Regions from separate parts of the Homo sapiens genome. Here regions 1 and 3 are each linked to region 2. A link is a contact called in ENCODE Hi-C data. All regions are on one chromosome and are shown on one strand. The core of a region is the stretch at or near the end of the contact, and the rest is flanking DNA. Distances in the headings are between cores, read along the strand shown. Region 1 holds the start of SND1-DT (SND1 divergent transcript). Region 2 holds the start of NDUFA5 (NADH:ubiquinone oxidoreductase subunit A5). Region 3 holds the start of ZNF800 (zinc finger protein 800).

Evidence for each region. Hi-C counts contacts between places; a loop is a spot of excess contacts on that map. Pooled maps may share reads with other maps.
Region 1: a loop to region 2 is called in a map of CD8-positive, alpha-beta T cell, with 11 times the contacts of the local background. The contact joins the promoter of SND1-DT here to the promoter of NDUFA5 in region 2. A Hi-C loop is called at or near these places in 3 of 168 maps with a recorded cell type or tissue (CD4-positive, alpha-beta memory T cell, CD8-positive, alpha-beta T cell and naive thymus-derived CD4-positive, alpha-beta T cell), 2 of 37 single-sample maps with no recorded cell type and 12 of 50 pooled maps.
Region 3: a map of CD8-positive, alpha-beta T cell shows a loop between it and region 2 (9-fold over the local background). The contact joins the promoter of ZNF800 here to the promoter of NDUFA5 in region 2. A Hi-C loop is called at or near these places in 2 of 168 maps with a recorded cell type or tissue (CD4-positive, alpha-beta memory T cell and CD8-positive, alpha-beta T cell), 2 of 37 single-sample maps with no recorded cell type and 10 of 50 pooled maps.

The regions. Positions count from the first base shown.
Region 1 is chr7:127,649,960-127,653,110 of GRCh38, forward strand. SND1-DT (SND1 divergent transcript) reads right to left here and starts at 1,873. Exons shown (of 2, transcript NR_186577.1): 1 at 1,714-1,873. SND1 (staphylococcal nuclease and tudor domain containing 1) reads left to right here and starts at 2,235. Exons shown (of 24, transcript NM_014390.4): 1 at 2,235-2,492. The coding sequence starts at 2,415. RefSeq lists a silencer at 1,784-2,033 and enhancers at 1,831-2,449, 2,274-2,453.
Region 2 is chr7:123,556,175-123,559,421 of GRCh38, forward strand. NDUFA5 (NADH:ubiquinone oxidoreductase subunit A5) reads right to left here and starts at 1,644. Exons shown (of 5, transcript NM_005000.5): 1 at 1,601-1,644; 2 at 1,230-1,274. The coding sequence starts at 1,621. RefSeq lists enhancers at 774-1,352, 917-2,116, 1,353-1,931, 1,672-1,721, 1,982-2,121.
Region 3 is chr7:127,391,272-127,394,177 of GRCh38, forward strand. ZNF800 (zinc finger protein 800) reads right to left here and starts at 1,437. Exons shown (of 6, transcript NM_176814.5): 1 at 789-1,437; 2 at 226-344. The coding sequence starts at 286. RefSeq lists silencers at 597-996, 1,397-1,796 and enhancers at 892-1,392, 1,237-1,366, 2,107-2,236.

The DNA.
Region 1 (3,151 bases), core at 623-3,122, 4.1 Mb after region 2:
TTTAAATTCTAGTTAACGCTTGTCCTCTGTTGTCTCTCACTTGCTCTGATGGAAACCAGCTGTTATGTTGTGAGTTGCCCTATGGAGAGACCCATGTAGAAGGAAACTGAACCACTGAAAAACTGAGGCTCTTAGTCCAACATCTTGAGGAACTGAATTCTGTCAGCAACTATGAGTGAGCTTGGGAAGCAATCTACCTTCAGTCAGAGGAGGACCTTCAGATGAGACCACAGTCCCCTTCCCAACTCCCCTTGACACCTTGACTGCAGCTTTATAAGAGAAGACCTGGAGGAAAAGGCAGGCACCCACCCCAGATTCCTTACCCACAAAAACTGTGAGATAAATGCTTATTGTTTTCTTTAGTATTTAAGTTTTGGGGCAAATTGTTATGTAACTAATACAAGATATAAGATAATTAACTGAATGAGAAGGGAGAGAGGACAGCAGTTATGATCAAAGACAAAGTGTTTGAGTTTACAATCGTACCTATGAAGTTATGGTGTTTTATCTGTCTGGAGAACGTCCTAAATTGGTGCAGAGGTCAAGTTTACTGAAGATGAGATCAAGGAGCAAAGAGGTCAGGGTATGGGATAAGTCATGCTCGTAGATATTGAAGTATTTCAGGATTATTGGCTGAAGACCGTGCACCAAGTGTTAACAATTTCAATGAATGACACGGTAGAAATAGGGGTACGGTAGATAAAAAGCCACGAGATAGAGAGGGGTATAATCTGATGGAACCAACTTCCACAGAGGTTTTTTTTTTTTTTTTTTTTTTTTTTGGAAAAGGGTGGCAAATTAGGGATCTAAGAAGGTGACCTCAAAACTTAACCCTGGGATATGTTTAGTGTGGGAGAATAAACTTACAATCTTTTAAGAGAGCAAGGGGCCATGCACTGTGGTTAATGCATGTAATACCAGCACTTTAGGAGGCCGAGGTAGGAGTATAGCTTGAGCCCAGGAGACCAGCCTGGGCAACATAGTGAAATCTCAGCTCTACAAAAAAAAAATTAGCTGGGCGTGGTAGCGCGGACCCGTGGTACCAGCTCCAGCTACACCGGAGACTGAGGCAGGAGGATCGCTTGAGCCTGGGAGTGTCAAGGCTGCAGTGAGCCGTGATCGTGCCCCCGCACTCCAGCCTGAGCGACAGAGCGAGACTTTGTCTCAAAAAAGCCACAAAACCAAAGAAACAAAAAGAACTGCAAGGGAAGTACTGTCTTCAGTGTAGAGCCAAGTTTTACGATTAAATGACATAACACATGCAAGGTCCTTGGTTCCACATAGTGGGCACTCAACGAATATTAGTTCTCGCTAAACAGTCACTTAAATATTTGTAGGCCTTGGCTTTCCCGTTCCTTCCCCGACCTTTTTACTGGGGCTAGGGAAGGTATCCGGTGGCTGGAGGCGCTTCACACTGGGTCGGGTGAGAGCGTGAAGCGAGCCTTTTCCCTAACGTCACGGGAGCAGCTGGGAAGAGACCGAAGAACGAGGGTCACTCTCCCCTGTATACGTGGCATGTCCTTCCTCTGAGACATTTATTCCTCCCACCAACAAACATTAATGGAACGCCTCACAAGTGCTAGACCCCAGCGACACAAACAAGGGCGAGGCACACTCTCTGACTACAAAAAGGGCGCGCGGCCGCGTGGCAGGTCAAAGCCCACATCGGTAGGAGGTTCCACAAAGCTCTGATTTTCCAAGTTCTCTCCATACTTTTAGCCAAGGTAAAATGTCGGAAGTCGAGTGGAGCGGGTACGGAGATTCCTCCAGGACTCTGCCTGCGTGGCTCCACCCTCCCAGGCCGCATTCCCGGGTACAGCGGCGCCCACCTAGGTGGGTATACAAGTGTGCGCCCCTGAGGCCAGCGGGGAAGGACGTCATGGGCGAGGTCAGGCGGGAGGGCGCGGCTGGCTCCGCCCCTGGGGCTCCCATGGCCCCCCGCGCCCCGCGGCCAGATGCTGACGTGTCCTTTCCTTCCCACTACACCTCCCGACATTACCTACTCCGGCTGCCCCGGAAGTCCCGCCCCATATTTAGCCCATCCTTGCAAATCAACTCTTTCAGCGCTTCCTGGAACTCACCACCGTTTTGGGGACCAAGAGGCGGGGCTCCGCGAGCAGGGTGCCTATTGGCCTGAGGGCCGGCGGGCTCTGGGCGCTAATTGGGCGGAGGGCGGTGGCGCTCTGGCACGCTTGCGCGGCGAGTAGAACGTGTGGCGGCGGCGGAGATCGCGTCTCTTTCGCTCCGTGTCCCGCTGCTGCTCCTGTGAGCGCCCGGCGAGTCCGTCCCGTCCACCGTCCGCAGCTGGTAGCCAGCCTGCCCCTCGCCTCGACTCCCTTTCACCAACACCGACACCCACATTGACACCTCCAGTCCGGCCAGCCGCTCCACTCGTTGCCTTTGCATCTCCACACATGGCGTCCTCCGCGCAGAGCGGCGGCTCCTCCGGGGGACCCGCGGTCCCCACCGTGCAGCGGGGCATCATCAAGATGGTGAGAACGGGCCCCGGACACCGACCCCTCTGCCTGCCTTCGGGCGGGAGTCAGGCATTGACTCCACCTTCCGCCAGCCTGCTCCATGTCCCAGATCCCCTTTCCTCTGCCCCCTTCCTCACTTTTCGTCGATTCTCCGAATCCTCTCACTAGACGGAAGCAGACACGGAGTCCCCTTGTTCCTTGCCTCCCGGACACCTTGACATCAGGGGTCACAGTGATTTCCGAGGTTGCGGCATTCGGATCTCCTGTCTGTTTACCAGGACAGATCGATTACTGATTGATTAACAGAGACAATTCGTTGATATCTGTCCTCCCATCCCCCGTCTTTCTGTTCATTTTGACATATGCTGAGTAGTTAGTAGTTTTTCGAGATCCTGACATCGGCTCTTCTCTACTAGTACTTGGCCATCATGAAACTTTTCTGTTCCCACAAACGCTGTTACTTGACTCCCAAGTTTTCTCACTCTGTGGCCCTCTTTTCCTCTCTTTCCCTCCACCTCTTGTGTCGACCTGAAAGCTCCTGATCTTTGTGTACTTTTGACTTCTAAAAGGTTAGGCCGGCAAGAATCTTAGTAATCATCATTGTTCTCCCGTCCCTTAAAGATAAGGAGATAGGCTTGAAGAAGGCAAGTGACTTGCTTAAGGTCACATGGTGG
Region 2 (3,247 bases), core at 394-2,893:
CTGCCATTAATTGAGATGAGCAAGACTGAGAGAAGAGCAGGTTTTAGGCAGAAGATCAGGAACCCCATTTTGGACATGTTAAGTTTGGGTTGCCTGTCTGACACATACAAATAGAGATGCCCACTAAGCAATTAAATATTCAGGACTTTTATAAAGGAAGAGGTCAGTGCTTTACATGGAAATCTGTTGTCAGTGTATAGGTGGTATTTAAAACCGTTCTCTATTTGGATTTGCTCTCTCTTGGTGACAGAGTACAGGTCCAAAAGAAAAGGTCCAAGAACTAAATCCTGACTAACTCAAATTTTAAAAGTGGGCATAAGAGAAATAACCAGAAAAAGAGAAAGCCAAAGAGTAGGGGGAAAAAATCAGGAGACTGGGGGAGTCCTGAAGCCCAGTAAAGAAAGCGCATGATGGAAAAAGTGTCAAATGTGTCAAAAAAAAAAAAACGCTGCTATTAGGTCAATGAAGGTGAGAAACATAAGCTGACCATTGGATTTGGCAACATGGAGATAACTGGTGAACTTGAAAAGAGCGTGATGGAAAAAGTGTCAAATGTGTCAAAAAACGCTGCTATTAGGTCAATGAAGGTGAGAAATATGAGCTGACCATTGGATTTGGCAGCATGGAGATAATTGGTGAACTTGAAAAACGCCAAGGGTGACTGAGTGCATTCAAGGGTGAATAAGAAAGAAATTGGAGAAAATAGAGATAACTCTTTTGAGTTATCTGTAAAGTGAAGCAAAGAAATGGTGTGATTATAGAAGGGACAAGAAGAATAAAAAAATTTTGTGGGTTTTTTTGATGAAAACATTCGTGAATACAGATGGAAAAGACCTAACAGAAGGAAAAGGGGGCAGTACCTTTAGTAAGCCTAAATATATGTAATCCAACGCACCTAAGCAGAAACGGTAAGGCAAGGAGAAAAGATGGAAAACGGAGATATAAATTTGAGATGGCGCTGACAGAAGCAAGCACAAGTGAAGCCATGAAAATGTCAAGGAAAAAGTCAACAAGAAAACTGGCTTAATAAAGAGGTCATGGCAAAAATAAATAAAAATGTGACATCGGATCAACGAAGTAGGTGGACAGCGCCCGTGTCTCAAGAGCTCACGCGGCTTGTAATTAAGGGCTTGAAACATCTGTATCCCGTTAACCCTGCAATAAGCAAAGTGACAGGAATTTAGTCTTCCTTGGGAATTCAAGAACGAAGAAAGAACAAAGGTACATACCTCGTGAGGAGTATTGCACACAGCCAATCCCACAAGGCCAGTGGTCTGTTCAAAAACAAAACACGATTCATGCTGTTTACTACGGTTTCCATACATCCAGCACGCTAAGGAAATACAAAACCACGAATCCCCCGGCTAAAACTGGTCTAAAGCCAGCTACTGGTCTCTCAGTCTCGCTTGTTTGGAGCTTTTTTCCTGACTCTCGGAGCGGAACCACTAACCTGCCCTACCCGGTAAGGCATGCAGAACGAGTCCCCGAAAAGCACCGCCGAGCCCGCGACAGTAGGGGTCAACACCCGCGGGAAGTAGGGCTATCGGACTGAGTCTACCCCCACAGTCTAAATTCCAACAGTGACCTCCATTCGTCTCACCTTCTTCAGCACACCCGCCATGACAGCGCCAACGACTCGGTGACGCACAACCCTTTGGGAACAATTCTCAGACCTGCTCAATCGACCACCGAGGTCGCCACTCTGTCACCCTGGAAACAGCTTAGCTCCACCCCTTCAGGATCGCCAAAGGAGCAAAGACTCTGCCCCGCCCATCTTAAAAGAGAAAAATTGACGCATGCGCGATGGGCATACAAGCCTAAAGCTAAGCTAGAAGACGATTGGGGAAAGAAAGGGTTTCCCAGCTGTCTGTTCCTGTTCCTGCCACTGCTGACGGCTTGCCCAAAGATTGAGGGAAACACTCCCAACTACCAAAAAACTCCAGTCGCTGTAGGAACCTGCACTGTGCTTAACCGTTGATGCATTCCTCAACCTTCCTTTCTCAGTTTAGTAAAATGAAAGTGATAACGGAGCTTGAGCATCCTCTGAATTGATCTCTCAACAGCAAGTTAGTTCTTCGCACAAGGATATCAGTATTCTCTGTGTCTTACGAACCAAAGCCCTATGGAGTGTGAGGTCATTTTCCATCGCTCTTTTCGATTTCACTGGCTGAAATACATCATCTTATTTCCAGATGAAATGATATCAGACCATACCACTTTTTCCTACCTCCACAAACACTGACCACTCACTATGTGTCAGTTACTGGGACATAATTTCTAAAATGGGATTTCACATCCTGGAATTCAAAGAATAATGAAGAAGGCGTGTATTAATAAATAATTTGGTAACTGTTCTAAAAGAAGTTGATGCAAAGTGTGATGGTACCAGGGAAAAGGAAATAACTAAAAAGCGTGGGTGACTTTCTAAAAAGTCAGTAGGAGAAAAGAACAAATTGAGAAAACACAAGTACAAAGGAAAAGAGGTTAAAAATGTATATATAAATTCCAGGTGATTTTATGTGATTGGAAAGGTGGGTTTGATTGTTAAGGTAAACTGGTTAAGATTATGAAAGGTGTTGTTTGCCATTATACAAAATTTGAATTTTACTTTTTAAGGAATGGGAACAATGAGAAGACTTTTAAGCTTCTAAGTGACACCATCAAATTTATGTTTCAGATATACAAACAACTTAGGCAACAGTTGAAGAGAATGAGTTGGAAGAGATGAGGCCTTTCATTAGAGGCATGAGACTAGAAAAAATGAAAGCTAAACCAAAAGCAAACAGAAGAAAGGAAATATTAAAGATTAGAAAAGAAGGAGACAGAATATCAATAAAGAAAATCAATGAAACCAGGAATTGGTTCCCTAAAAGGATCAACAAAATTGGCAAACCTTTAGTGAAACTAAGAAAAAAAAGAGAGAAGATTTAATACAAGCAAGAATAAAAGAACCATCACTAATAGCCTTGCTGAAATAAACAGGAATAAGAAGGAATACTATGAACAACTATGCTTAAAAAAGATAAAGTAGATAAAATGGCCAGATTCCTAGAAAAACACAAACTACCTAAATCAACTCAAGAAGGCATAAAGAAAAATCTGACTAGATCTAACATAATTAAAGAAATTGAATTAGCAAGAAAAAAAAAAAAACCTATCCAGAAGGAAAAGCACAGGTCCAGATGGCTTCGCTGGTAAATTCCACTGAACAATTAAAGAATAACACTTAAGAAACTATTCCAAAATA
Region 3 (2,906 bases), core at 187-2,686, 3.8 Mb after region 2:
TGGAAATGATTTAAGGTGACACTTGCAGTACTTTTTTTTAAGGGATCAAGCAGGGGAGACCTCTTGTTTGTACAAGCTTTTAGCTTCATAACTGGCTTATGCTAGGGAATATCATAGCCTGCTTAAGAATGACTACTGGGGCAGGAGGAAAAAAAGCTAGAAAAAAAGAGAAGGCAGAGTGGCTCTGATGGAGGGCAAAGCAACTGCGGACGAAGAGGGGTCTACCTGGTTCACAGCATCCGTGATGATGGTGGTCAGTCTGACAGTATTTGTCCCTTAAAGGCATTTTCAGTGGACTCGACCTACTTTGCTTTCACTGTAAGAAGCTCTTCATTGCGGCGTGGCTGTTGAAAGAAGCACAAACCCGTCACTCGCCCTGAACTTCCTGGGGGGCACTGGCTGCATTTTCCAGATACGTTCCCATCATCAGCTCTCCGCTTTCCCTCCACGGACCCGCACCTCCCTCTCGAAAAGAAAACAGAAAGACGCACAAACCCTCCTGCAGCCCAAACTCCCCACACAGGTTCATCGCCCTACCCGGAAACGCAGCCTCGGGTGCGCAGCGCAGGGCGAAGGCCTGGCCGGCAGCGCGGGCGGCTGCGGCCTCGCCGTCCCGGGCGGGCGCGCGGAAACGGAGCGCAGAGCGCGGCGGGCACCGCCGGGCTCCGGGACTACGGAGGTGCCGCTCCCGCCGGCTGCTGGCCCACGCCGCGCCCTCCCGCTACGCACGTGCGTTGGGGTCTCCCTGGCGGAGACCCCGTCCCCACAACCAAGTGCGCCCAACTTACTCAACTCTTAGGGCGGGCCGGCGGGCGGGCGGAAGGAAGGAAGGCAGGCCGGGCGGCCGCGGGGACAGCCTGGCGTGGGAGGCGGCTGCGGGCCCCACCTGGCGCAGCCTCCGCTGACCACGCGGGGGAACCCGGACTCGGGCCCGACGCGCTCCCAAAGAGTCCCCGCCGGCGCTGACGCGGAAGCGCCACAGCTCACCACGTCCCTCCGCGGGCCGAGACGACTGCGGCGGCGGCTCACGGCGTCCTCCGCGCTGTGTGGCTAGGCGGGAGGCGCGCGGGCGGAGGCAGTTGACAGGAGGAACCGCCCGGCAGCAGCTGCCGCCGCCACCACCGAAGGAGCCGGAACCGGAGCGGGCAGGACCTGAGGCTTCCCTCGCCGGGGCAACGGCTGCCGCCGCAACCCGGGTCCCACCAGCGCCGCTCCACCTGCAACGGTCCCTCAGGCTTTAGGAGAGGGGCGGAGAAAAATGGGGGTCTCCCCCAACCTTGGGCCTTTTCGGTGGTAGTTGTTGTTTCAGGAAACTTTATTAAGTCAGCCTCTCTTTTACTCTGTCGCCCCCTCCTCCGGAGAGCCCGAGCTACCGCCGCGGAGCGCGTAGGAAGGGGGAAGCAGAGACTCTCCGGCAGCGACAGGGAGCGACTGACTGACCCCGGACGGAGATGGGGCGAGGGCAGGAAGTGACAAGCTCACCGAGTGGGTGGGGGGAGTGTGGCCGGCACGCCCGGGAGCGCCGCGCGCATGCGCCCGGCCGGCGCCCCCGCCTGTGGGTAGGCGACGCGCTGTGCCCGCCGCGGCCGGTGGGGAGGGGACCGGGGCCGCCGGCGCGAGGGCCGTGTCCGAGGGGAGGGAACCGGGGCGGGGGACACCAGGGCCGCGGCCGGAGTCTCGGGCCGACCGAGAGCCGAAGCCCAAAGTGAGGTGTGAGGCCCGCGATGCGGCGTGCGCGCCCACGGAGACGGGCTGCTCGGCCACCAAACTGTTGCTCTCGCTGTTCTCTGTTCAGTGGAACTGAAACTCGGGGAGGGTTGGGAGAGGACTTAGGAAGCGGTGGGCAGATGTATGAGCCATAAGTAGTGATGATCCCCAAAAGGCTGTCAGTGCATTGCTAAATGGCAAAAGTTGAACATTTTTTTCCTGCCAACAATTTTCGAAGCATGCCTCCCGGAACTTGGGGATTCTTTTATCAGGCCCAAGGGAGGGAAAGCATCTATTGGTAGCAGATGGGTATTTATCCTGGCAGCTCCGCTTCTCAAACTTGAAAGTGGAGTTGGGTCACGTGGGCTCACGCACTTTCCCTCCTCTTCTGCGCCCCGATCCTGCTTGGAAAATCCTCGAAGATCCCAGTCATCTGTCAAATTCTGCCAACCAAGGGCCGCTTCTTGGGGGCGAGAGAGCCGCCTCCGTTGTTTCCTCCCAGCTCCTGGAACGTAATTCTTGCTCTTGGTGACATCAAGCAAATATGTGTCCACCGCCCGTCAGGAAATTTTAAGAGAATAAAGCCCATTCGCCTTGTCTCCGATCCTCCCCAAGATCCACTGAAAACCTTTCCAGTTGGTCCAACTTAAGCTGCCATTGTGCGGGGTCCTGAAAAAACTGAAGTTCAGTAGATAGACTTTGTTTAGAAGAGAAAAAGTTCAGTTTTCAAAATCCAAAGGAAAGTTTGTAAATTGATACATTTGTTACTTTAAAAATGTTGGGCCAGGCGCAGTGGCTGGTGTTTGTAATCCCAGCACTTCGGGAGGTCAAAGCGGGAGGATCGCTTAAGCCCAGGAGTTAGAGACCAGCCTGGCAACATGGCAAAACGCCCTCTCAACCAAATAAAAAAAAATTAGCCGGGCAGGATGGCGCGTGCCTGTGGTCCCAGCTACGGGAGAGGCGGGGGCGGGGGGCGGGATGGCTTGGGTCCAGGAGGTGAAGCGTTTGCATTAGGTCTCCGGGGATTGCAGCAGCTTGATTCTAGGGGATGACAAGAAAGGGATAGAAACGTGATCTTTAACTAGTCACATAAGTGGTATGATCATATATATCTGTCCCATAGTTAAGAGGCATCACCCAACGTGAAACTAAAATATGAAATGCCACAGTTTATAAATTAATGTAAAATAAGTTATGAT